3 separate regions of the Homo sapiens genome follow, and all the other regions are linked to region 3. Evidence: chromatin contacts called from ENCODE Hi-C or POLR2A ChIA-PET data. All regions are on one chromosome and are shown on one strand. The core of a region is the stretch at or near the end of the contact, and the rest is flanking DNA. Distances in the headings are between cores, read along the strand shown. Region 1 overlaps PSTPIP2 (proline-serine-threonine phosphatase interacting protein 2). Region 2 overlaps PSTPIP2 (proline-serine-threonine phosphatase interacting protein 2). Region 3 overlaps LOC105372093 (a long non-coding RNA gene).

Evidence for each region. A loop is a pair of places that touch in the nucleus more often than their neighbours do. ChIA-PET counts read pairs that join two places held with the same protein, here RNA polymerase II (POLR2A). Pooled maps may share reads with other maps.
Region 1: a pooled map shows a loop between it and region 3 (2.7-fold over the local background). The contact joins two enhancer-like sites. A Hi-C loop is called at or near these places in 6 of 168 maps with a recorded cell type or tissue (colonic mucosa, heart left ventricle, heart right ventricle and 2 more) and 4 of 50 pooled maps. POLR2A ChIA-PET finds 5 or more read pairs at or near these places in 2 of 52 experiments (A673 and naive thymus-derived CD4-positive, alpha-beta T cell).
Region 2: a pooled map shows a loop between it and region 3 (3-fold over the local background). The contact joins two enhancer-like sites. A Hi-C loop is called at or near these places in 5 of 50 pooled maps. POLR2A ChIA-PET finds 5 or more read pairs at or near these places in 3 of 52 experiments (B cell, H1 and activated naive CD8-positive, alpha-beta T cell).

The regions. Positions count from the first base shown.
Region 1 is chr18:46,054,253-46,056,967 of GRCh38, reverse strand. All of the region lies in intron 1 of PSTPIP2 (proline-serine-threonine phosphatase interacting protein 2), which reads left to right. Among named protein-coding and RNA genes, the nearest start is that of PSTPIP2, 17 kb to the left of the region's middle. Within about 2 kb of position 1,292, at least 2 of the 41 ENCODE cell types and tissues checked have a DNase peak (open chromatin) inside an H3K27ac peak, as active enhancers do.
Region 2 is chr18:46,026,509-46,029,637 of GRCh38, reverse strand. All of the region lies in intron 2 of PSTPIP2 (proline-serine-threonine phosphatase interacting protein 2), which reads left to right. It also overlaps the pseudogene LOC100422497. Among named protein-coding and RNA genes, the nearest start is that of PSTPIP2, 44 kb to the left of the region's middle. Within about 2 kb of position 1,441, at least 19 of the 41 ENCODE cell types and tissues checked have a DNase peak (open chromatin) inside an H3K27ac peak, as active enhancers do.
Region 3 is chr18:45,686,566-45,689,502 of GRCh38, reverse strand. All of the region lies in intron 7 of LOC105372093 (a long non-coding RNA gene), which reads left to right. Among named protein-coding and RNA genes, the nearest start is that of SLC14A1, 36 kb to the left of the region's middle. Within about 2 kb of position 1,687, at least 10 of the 41 ENCODE cell types and tissues checked have a DNase peak (open chromatin) inside an H3K27ac peak, as active enhancers do.

The DNA.
Region 1 (2,715 bases), core at 43-2,542, 370 kb before region 3:
TGCACCCAGCTAATTTTTTTGTATTTTTAGTAGAGATGGAGTTTCACCATGTTGGCCAGGCTGGTCTTGAACTCCTGACCTCAAGTGATCTGCCCACCTTGGCCTCCCAAAGTGCTGGAATTACAGGTGTGAGCCACCGCATCTGGCCAAGATAAATTATTCTTTAATGTAATATTTTAAAAAAACAAAGTTAATGAGAAAAACCCTTCCAGGAACAAAATATCAAAACTTTATTTCTTTAGAGACAGGGTCTCACTCTTCTGCCCAGGCTGGAGTGCAGTGGTGCAACCATACCTCACTGCAGCTTTGAACTCTTTGGCTCAAGTGAGCCTCCTGCCTCAGCCCCCGGAGTAGCTGGGACCACAGGTGTGCACCACCATGCTCTGCTATTTTAAAAATTTCTTGTAGAGACAGAGTCTTGCTGTGTGGCCCAGACTAGTCTCAAACTCCTGGTCTCAAACTCCTGGCCCAAGCGATCCTCCCACCTTGGCCTCCCAAAGCACTAGGATTACAGGCATGAGCAACCACGCCTGGCCCCTCAAAATTGTAAAGAAAGACAGAATTGAACCCTGCACATGCACGACCATGCCTCATCCTAGTAGGGGCCCTGGAGGAGGGTGACGTTTTGGACCAATGAGTACTTTAAGGAAGCACAGGGCACAACAGAGGGAAGCATGGATTTGGGGTGGGCAGGGAAAGCCTGGAGAGGGGAGTTGGAGAACATAAGTGATGATCCATTTTGCAAAGGGAATTCCTACAGACTCCCAGACCAGCTAAGGGATCTACATTGCCGAGGGACCACCTGGACATAAGAAGCGAAGCCAGCACAGATTCCCCATCATCCCAGCCCCTGCAGGGCTGTGGAGCTGTGGGGAGCCCATCTCTGCTGTAGAGAGAGAAGGGAGAGGGCAAGTTTGTGCTTGGGGCTCCTATAGAAGCTGTCCTAGTGAGAAAATGCACCTGCAGTTCAGTTAGGTACTTACTAAACAAGAAAGATACAGTCTAAAAATACTCGGTTTTCCCGTGGAGTAGAAGCTTGTTTGCCTGCTTTCTCTACCTTTATTTTCCTAATCCTCTTTTAAAAGTGATTTTTCCAGTAGACAAATGAGAGTCTAAAAGTAAATTGTAAAAATATGGAGAACTTTTATACTTTACTACTAATAAAAAAGTCCAAATTGTACAGTTTTGCTTTTAGCAAGTTTTAAAAAGTATATCAAGTGTCAGTATCTTTCACTGGGGGAAGGTGCAGGAAATGAGCATTTAGTCATTGCGGGTAAGCTGTTAGAGTTATTTTGGAGAGGATTTGGCTGTGTGCATTATTAGCCTTAACAATCACAAATGTTGGCACTGGCTGGGCACAGTGGCTCATGCCTGTAACCCTAGCACTTTGGGAGGCCGAGGCAGGCAGCTCGCTTGAGCCTAGGAGTTTGAGACCAACCTGGGCAACATCATGAAACCTCAACGAAAAAAATACAAAATATTAGCTGGGCATGGTGGCATGTGCCTGCAGTCCCAGCTACTGGGGTGGCAGAGGTGGGAGGATCACTTGAGCCCAATGCAGTGAGCTGTGATGACATCACTGCACTCCAGCCTGGGTAGCAGAGTGAGACTATACAAAGTACAAATTAACTATTAATAATTCCAGGGATTAGGATTTGGACATCTTTGGGAGAGGGTGTCACTATCTACCTACCACATTAGGTGATTGGAGGGAGAGGCACTGGATGTGTATGAGGGACAGAGGGACCATAGAGGACTTCTCCATGGAGATGACATTTGAATTGAGATGTGGTAAGGTCAAGCTAGCCTTCTGGATGTCAGGGGAAAGGGGAGAGATAACAGTGAGGCTGGAAAGGATCAGTTAGAGGAACAGAAAGACCAGTGCGACTTTAGTAGGAAGCAGGAACTGGCCAAATTGCTGAAAATCAGTTGACAAGAGCCAATTTGCTGATACGATCAAGTCACTAAAAACTAGTTTCTGTTAATTACCTACAAAGCTAAAATATGCTGTTGCCTCATTTTCAACAATTTTTAAAAATTAGTAGGTTTTTGGGAGGCTGAGGCGGGTGGATAACGAGGTCAGGAGTTTGAGACCAGCTTGACCAACGGTAAAGCCCCGTTTCTACTAAAAATACAAAAATTAGCTGGGCGTGGTGGCACGTGCCTGTAATCCTAGATACTCAGGAGGCTGAGGCAGGAGAATCATTTGAACCCAGGAGGCAGAGGTTGCAGTGAGCCAAGATCGCGCCACTGCACTCCAACCTGGGCGACAGAGCAAGACTCTGTCTCAAAAAAAAAAAAAAATTAGTAGGTTTTATTATTTAGAGCGGTTTTAGGTTTACAGAAAACTTGAACTCAAGCCCAGATTTCCCATCCGTTCTCCCTATTTTTCCTATTATTAACATCTTGCATTAATGTGGTATATTTGTTACAATTATGCACCAGTATGTATACATTATTATTCACTGAAGCTCATGGTTTATATTAGGTGTAGCTCTTTGTGTCCCATGGGTTTTGACAAATGAATAATGTCATATATCCACAATTATTGTATCATACAGAGTAGTTTCTCTGCCTTAAAATTCCCCTGTGCTCCACTTTTTCATCCATCACTCTTCCTTAAACCCCTGGCAACCAATGATCTTTTTACAATCTCTATAGTTTTGCCTTTTCTAGAATGTCATATGTAGACATGGGCCACATAATGACGTTTTG
Region 2 (3,129 bases), core at 192-2,691, 340 kb before region 3:
CAGAGAATTAACACCTGTAACCAAGTTCATTATAGCTTTCATTGGCTTTGGGTTTGTTCCTTCGAGACAAGAATCTTGATTATTTATATTTACTGCTCCACAATTAGAACCACAAGCAACTGTCCATTCCTAGATGTGGCAATGCTTAATCCATATAAACTGCCTTAATCAACAAATCTGTTAAGGCACCTCCTTGAGTTCACATCCCAAACATAAACTTCTCCATCCCCGAAGAGGCATATACTTTCTTACTATCTGAAGAGAACGTGGATGCTGCAACCCTTCCATTAATTTTCATGCTTCCAATCAGTTCTTTGGTCTTCATCGATAGCAAATGCAAATACCCAGCAATGCCATTTATGAGCAAGAAGGACCCATCTGGGGAGACATCTTCAAAGCTCCTCACTATCTTCTTTCAAACCTCTCACTTGATGCACAGGAATTAATTTCCAGCTAGCATGTCATAGACATAAAAAACCTTGCTGTGAGTACTCATGGCTAAAACTTCTTCCCCATTAGCACTAAAATAAGCCTTACAGTTTGGAAACCTTTCCAAACAGGTGCTCTGGATTTTAGGATTTGTTCTTCCATCAACCTGAAATAGTGATATAGGTTATCTAATCCAGCGACCATCACAATCTGTGCACAAGGACGGAACTGCACAGATGAGATCTGAGCAGCAGAAGGACGTTCAGCATTACCATGCTGGCAGTTCTTCATCTTCAGGATTCCTCTTGGAAGAGAAGTTGATGTGGATATGAAATTCCCAGTCCTTTGCAACAAAGCATCTTCATCCTCTTCACTTTCATCATCTGAAGTTGTTTTCAGCTTATTAGTCTCTGCCCAGGCAGGTACTCCTCCCACGGCATGCTGGAATTCTTCTTAAAGTCGCTTCTTAAGTTTGTCTTTCTAAAGTTTACTTTCACTAGCATTTTTCATCATTATCTTTCCGAAACCGATTGTTCATCATGTCAACCATTTCCTCATCTTCATCTTCTTCATCCACCCAAATTGGCTTCTTTTGAGGTGCACAATTACCTTTTGCTTCATTCTCCGCTTCTGAGTCTCCCAAGTCTTCATGTCCTTGAACCCACGGACCCCGCAGACGCCGCAGCAGCGTGTCCTCGTCGTCCTCGACATCGCCGAAGACCAGCTCCTCCAGGCACCACTCCACGGCCGGTTTGTCTTCTCCAGCGTCGGGCGGTTCCGCTGCCGGAGCCGTCTCTCCTCTTCCCTCGCCGCGCTTGGCCTGGCCGGCGGTTTTCGCTGGGATGAAGCGGCAGCCTTTTGGGGCGGCTCGCTCGGCCCCGCTCCGGCTTTCCAGTCCGCCCTCGTTCCGGGCTAACGCTTCGGCTTCGCTGCGGTTCTACTGTGCAGTTTCATTCGGCTCCTCAGTTCCCGCGGCATCGTTAGGTTTGAGGAGAAACGCAGGCGCTCGCGTGAAACCTCACTGCGCATGCGCGCCTCTTTTCTTTTTGAGACACTGTCTCACTCTGTCGCCCGGGCTGGAGTGCAATGGCGCGATCTTGGCTCACTGCAACCTCCGCCTCCCGGGTTCAAGCGATTCTTCTGCCTCAGCCTCTTGAGTAGCTGGGATTACAGGCACGCGCCACCACTCCTGGCTAATTTTTATATTTTTAGTAGAGATGGGGTTTCACCATGTTGGCCAGACTGGTCTCAAACTCCTGTCTTCAACTGATCCGCCTGCCTTGGCCTCCCAAAGTGCTGTGATTACAGACGTGAGCCACCGTGCCCGGCCCTCTTACTTATTTTCATAAACTTTTTCTTTTAACCTCAGAAAGATCTTTGAGGAACTAATTTTTCCTATGGTAAAGAGACTATTATTTCAATTTTAGTAATTCTTTCAGCTTCACTTCAGTTTTTTTTCTTCTGTGAAATTAAAATCAGATTAAAATTTCAATTTTTATTTACTTATTTTATTTTATTTTATACAGGGTCTTACTTTGTCATCCATGCTGGAGTGCAGTGGCGCAGTCACGGTTCACTGCAGCCTCAAACTCCCAGGCTCAAGTGATCCTCCTACCTCCGCCTCCTGAGTAGCAGGGACTACAGATGTGTGCCACCACACCCAGCTAATTTTTGTATTTTTTTGTAGAGACAGGGTTTCCCATGCTGCCTAGGCTGGTCTCAAACCCTTGGGCTCAATCGATCCTCCCACCTTGCCCTCCCAAAGTGCTGGGATTATAGGTGTGAGCCACAACACCAGTCCAAGCTATTTTTAAAAGGCATGTGGCATATGGTCTTATTCTTTAAAAAAAATTTTTTTAATATTTTTATTTATTTATTTATTTATTTATTTATTTATTTATTTATTTATTTTTGAGATGGAGTTTTGCTCTTGTCGCCCAGGCTGGAGTGCAATAGTGCGATCTCAGCTCACTGTAACCTCTGCCTCCCCGGTTCAAGCGATTCTCCTGCCTCAGCCTCCCAAGTAGCTGGGATTGCAGGCATGCGCCACCATGCCTGGCTAATTTTTTGTATTTTTAGTAGAGGCAGGGTTTCACCATGTTGGCCACGCTGGTCTCGAACTCTTGACCTCAGGTGATCCACCGCCTTGGCCTCCCAAAGTACTGGGATTACAGGTGTGAGCCATTGCACCCGGCCATATGGTCTTATTCTTTAAAAATTATTTGTTGCATGCATCTGTTCATCCTTCCTATTTGTATACCTGCAGAAAGAAATCCCTGTTACAATCATCATCAAATATTAATACTAATTAGTTTTAGTTGGTGGAATTTTGGGTTGTTTGTTTTCTTCTTTGTACTTTTCCTTCCTATCATAGTGCGCTGCAGCCTTGAACTCCCAGGCTTAAGTGATCCTCCTGCCCCATCCTCCCCCAGTAGCTGGGACTACAGGTATGCACCACCACACCCGTTTATTTCATTTATTTATTTATTTAATTTTGTAGAGGCGCGGTCTTGCTGTGTTGCCAGGGCTGCTCTTGAAATCGTGGTCTCAAGCAATACTCCCGTCTTGGCCTCCCAAAGTGCTGGGATTACAGGCATCAGCCACTGCACCCATGCCCAGCCTGTACTTTTCTTCATGTTTATTTTTGAGTAATGAGCATGTATCATTTTAATAAATTGGGTAAAATCATTATTTAGAAAA
Region 3 (2,937 bases), core at 438-2,937:
TGTCCTGGGCTTCTACGTGAATTCTACTCAAATTCCTGTGCTGAGACCCCCTCTGTCTACCCACCTCCTTCAGTTCTTCAGATAGCCAGGAGAATTGGCCTTCTTAAGTCATTTGCGATGCAGGTAAAAATGCAGATACCCCATCACTTACTGAATCCCAATATCTTAGGGTTCAGGGGAGGTGCTAGAATCTGCATTTTGGTTAAACATTATCTTGCTTAGTACCCACCTCCTGGAATTAATTCCAGGCTTACAGGGATGCTGAAGTAGGGGTCCATCTGTCAGTAAATATGTATCCACGTGCCAGGCCTGGAATGGGGGCCATGAAAATACATAATCTGGCCCCTCAGAGGTTATAATGTGTTGGGGAAGATGAGTTATTCACAGGTTGTGGTGTGATGTGTTGGGCAGGAAGCCAAGTCATGGGGGTGCTCCCCACTCACACGCTCATGATTGGGTGAAATCCGGCTAAACATTGATTCAAAGAGCACCCAGGGGAGTATGCAGGGATGGGGAAAAAGCCAGCTACTCTTTCTGCCTTTCTCCAGTAGGGCGTTTCATGAGCTGATTATGAGTAGGGATCTGTCTGGGTCTTTCCTTTGCTCCAGCTGGAAAATCTACAAATATTTTGGTTGTGGGGTGCCTTCCTGGTTTGTTCCAGTCCCTGCACCATGGAGCCTGGGTGTGCTGGGTCTTCAGGATAGAAGGTGCCACCTCTCTCTGCACTTCCTTTGCTCCCTGGGGTGCTTGTCAAGTGAGTACCCCACAAGTGAGGCTCTGTGTATATTGGGGTGTTGTGTTGCTGTCTCATGCTGTCATGGGTGAGGAAGGAGTTTGAAAGCAGAGAACTAGCCCAGGGGGATCTTTGATGCTGCAGCCATGGGAGAGCAAGCTCCAGTTGCCACCAAGAGCTCAGCACAGGACCAGCTACGTAATTCATGGGGCCCAGTACAAAATGTAAATATGATTCATTTGTTCAAAAGCTATTAAGACTTGCAAGACACTGATGGGAGGACAGATGACAACAGAGAAGGCAATGCCTCTCTTTTGCTGGACATAACTTATAACTTTAGTATAACTGTGTCTGTCACTTACTCATTCACTGCGGGAGAGAGGCCCCAGTTAGGGGAATGTACAAAACTCATCGCTGTTCACAAGGAGTTCACAGTCTGTTCATGTTGAGAACCTGGGGCTAAGGCCAAGGAGCCACAGCGGGGCCTGGGAGAACAGGAAGCCAGTCCCTGAAGGCGGCTTGTGGCCCAGGAATGGTGATGGGTGCTCCAGCCACAGCCCAGACTCCCTGTCCTGCCCTCCAGGCTGTCACTTTAATCTTGTGTCCTGAGCTTTCCATCTTGCTGTATGCTAGGGTTAGAAACTAGCTAGGAATCAGTGTCTCTCTGGAAGCTTAAAAACAAGAACTACACACAGATGAGCAGAATAGGATTCACAGGTCTTTAGAGGGGCCAGGAACACAGCTTACATTTGTCCAAATCCAGAGGTTAAGAACTGTATGGTTACAGCCCTCCTCTGACCTCAGGGACAGAGACAATCTCCATTTGACAAAATCATGCTGCCTGGGGCTCCTCCCACTTGAGAGCTCTCTAGAGAATCTTCTCCCTGCAGCCCTGCACAGAGCAGCACAGCACAGCACCGAGCAGCCCCCACACCTTCTACTGATGGGGCCCCCTGGGGAGCTTTGGCAACCACCCCGGCCTGGGCCGCCCCTAAGGTTCTGATAGAGCTAGTCTGGGCTGTTGCCTGGGCCCCAGGGTTTGTAATGCTCTGCTGCCCGACTTGCCCACCTCCCCGCCCCATGACACCCCTTGAAACTACTGCTCAGGCCATGCCGTAAGAGACAGGTGGACCCTAGTGACCCAGACTGACCCATCAAGAAGCAAGCACTGGGGAGAGGAGTGAAAGCCACCCCATCCCTCTCCCAGCCCCAGCCCTGGCCCCACCAGACAGTTCAAAGAGGGGTGGAGCCTCACCCCATGGCAAAAACTGCTATTTTTTTTTTTTTTTTGCACTCTTCCTGTTACAGTACCAGCTGGCCGCCAGCACCTGCTCTCTACATGGCTCCATGTTCTGCTTTTCTCCACCTCTTTAACCCCTGACCACAGCTGTCTGCCTGCACAGGGCTCCCTGCATGGCTGTCTCAGTGGAGCTGCTTTTCTACGCCCACTGCCTGCCCATTGGCTTGCCCCCTTGCAATAACTGCTGTCATCACCATTTCCCAACTTCCACCTTCTGCCCCCATTCCAGGCCAGCCCTTAACCCCATCCTACCTGCTCACAGGGCACAGCTGCTGCTTCTCACTGGGGCCATGCCTCTGACCTCTAGCCAGCTCTGCCTGTGTCTGTGGTGCCTGACTGAGAGCAGCGTGGTCGGAGGGGCTCCGGACAACCCCCTGCTCCTCTTTTCTAGGGCCAAGGCGCTCACTCAGCAGGCTTCTAGGTCTAGGGCCAAAGCAAAACCTTGCTTTTGTGCTCAGCCTACTGAGCCGGATGTTACTGGTTAGTGGTTTTCTTTATCTAGTCTTCTTTGTGGTGCAGGGTGAGTCCCCAACAACAGTGAGAAAGAGAGAAACTTCACTTTAGAGGATTCTCTGTGCTGTCTGTGCTCCTCCTGCCTCAGTGCTCAGTGCTTCTCACTGCATCTCCTGGCAGGTCTACTACCCCTTATGCAAACCCACCTGGGAACTGAGGATGGGGACTGGGGTTTAACGGAGTGCTGAAGAGTGACTCAAATTAGAAACAGTTGGGGTCCAAGAAATAGGCAGCACCGTTGTTTTCCTGCCCCAGCTGCATGTTAGAATCACCCCAGGAGCTTTAAAAAAATTACCTGTGCCCAGGCCCATTGCTGGCTTAATTGGCCTGAGGTAGGGCCTGGCATCAGAATCAGAGGATCCTGATCTAACCAAGAGTAAGAACCTGTGCA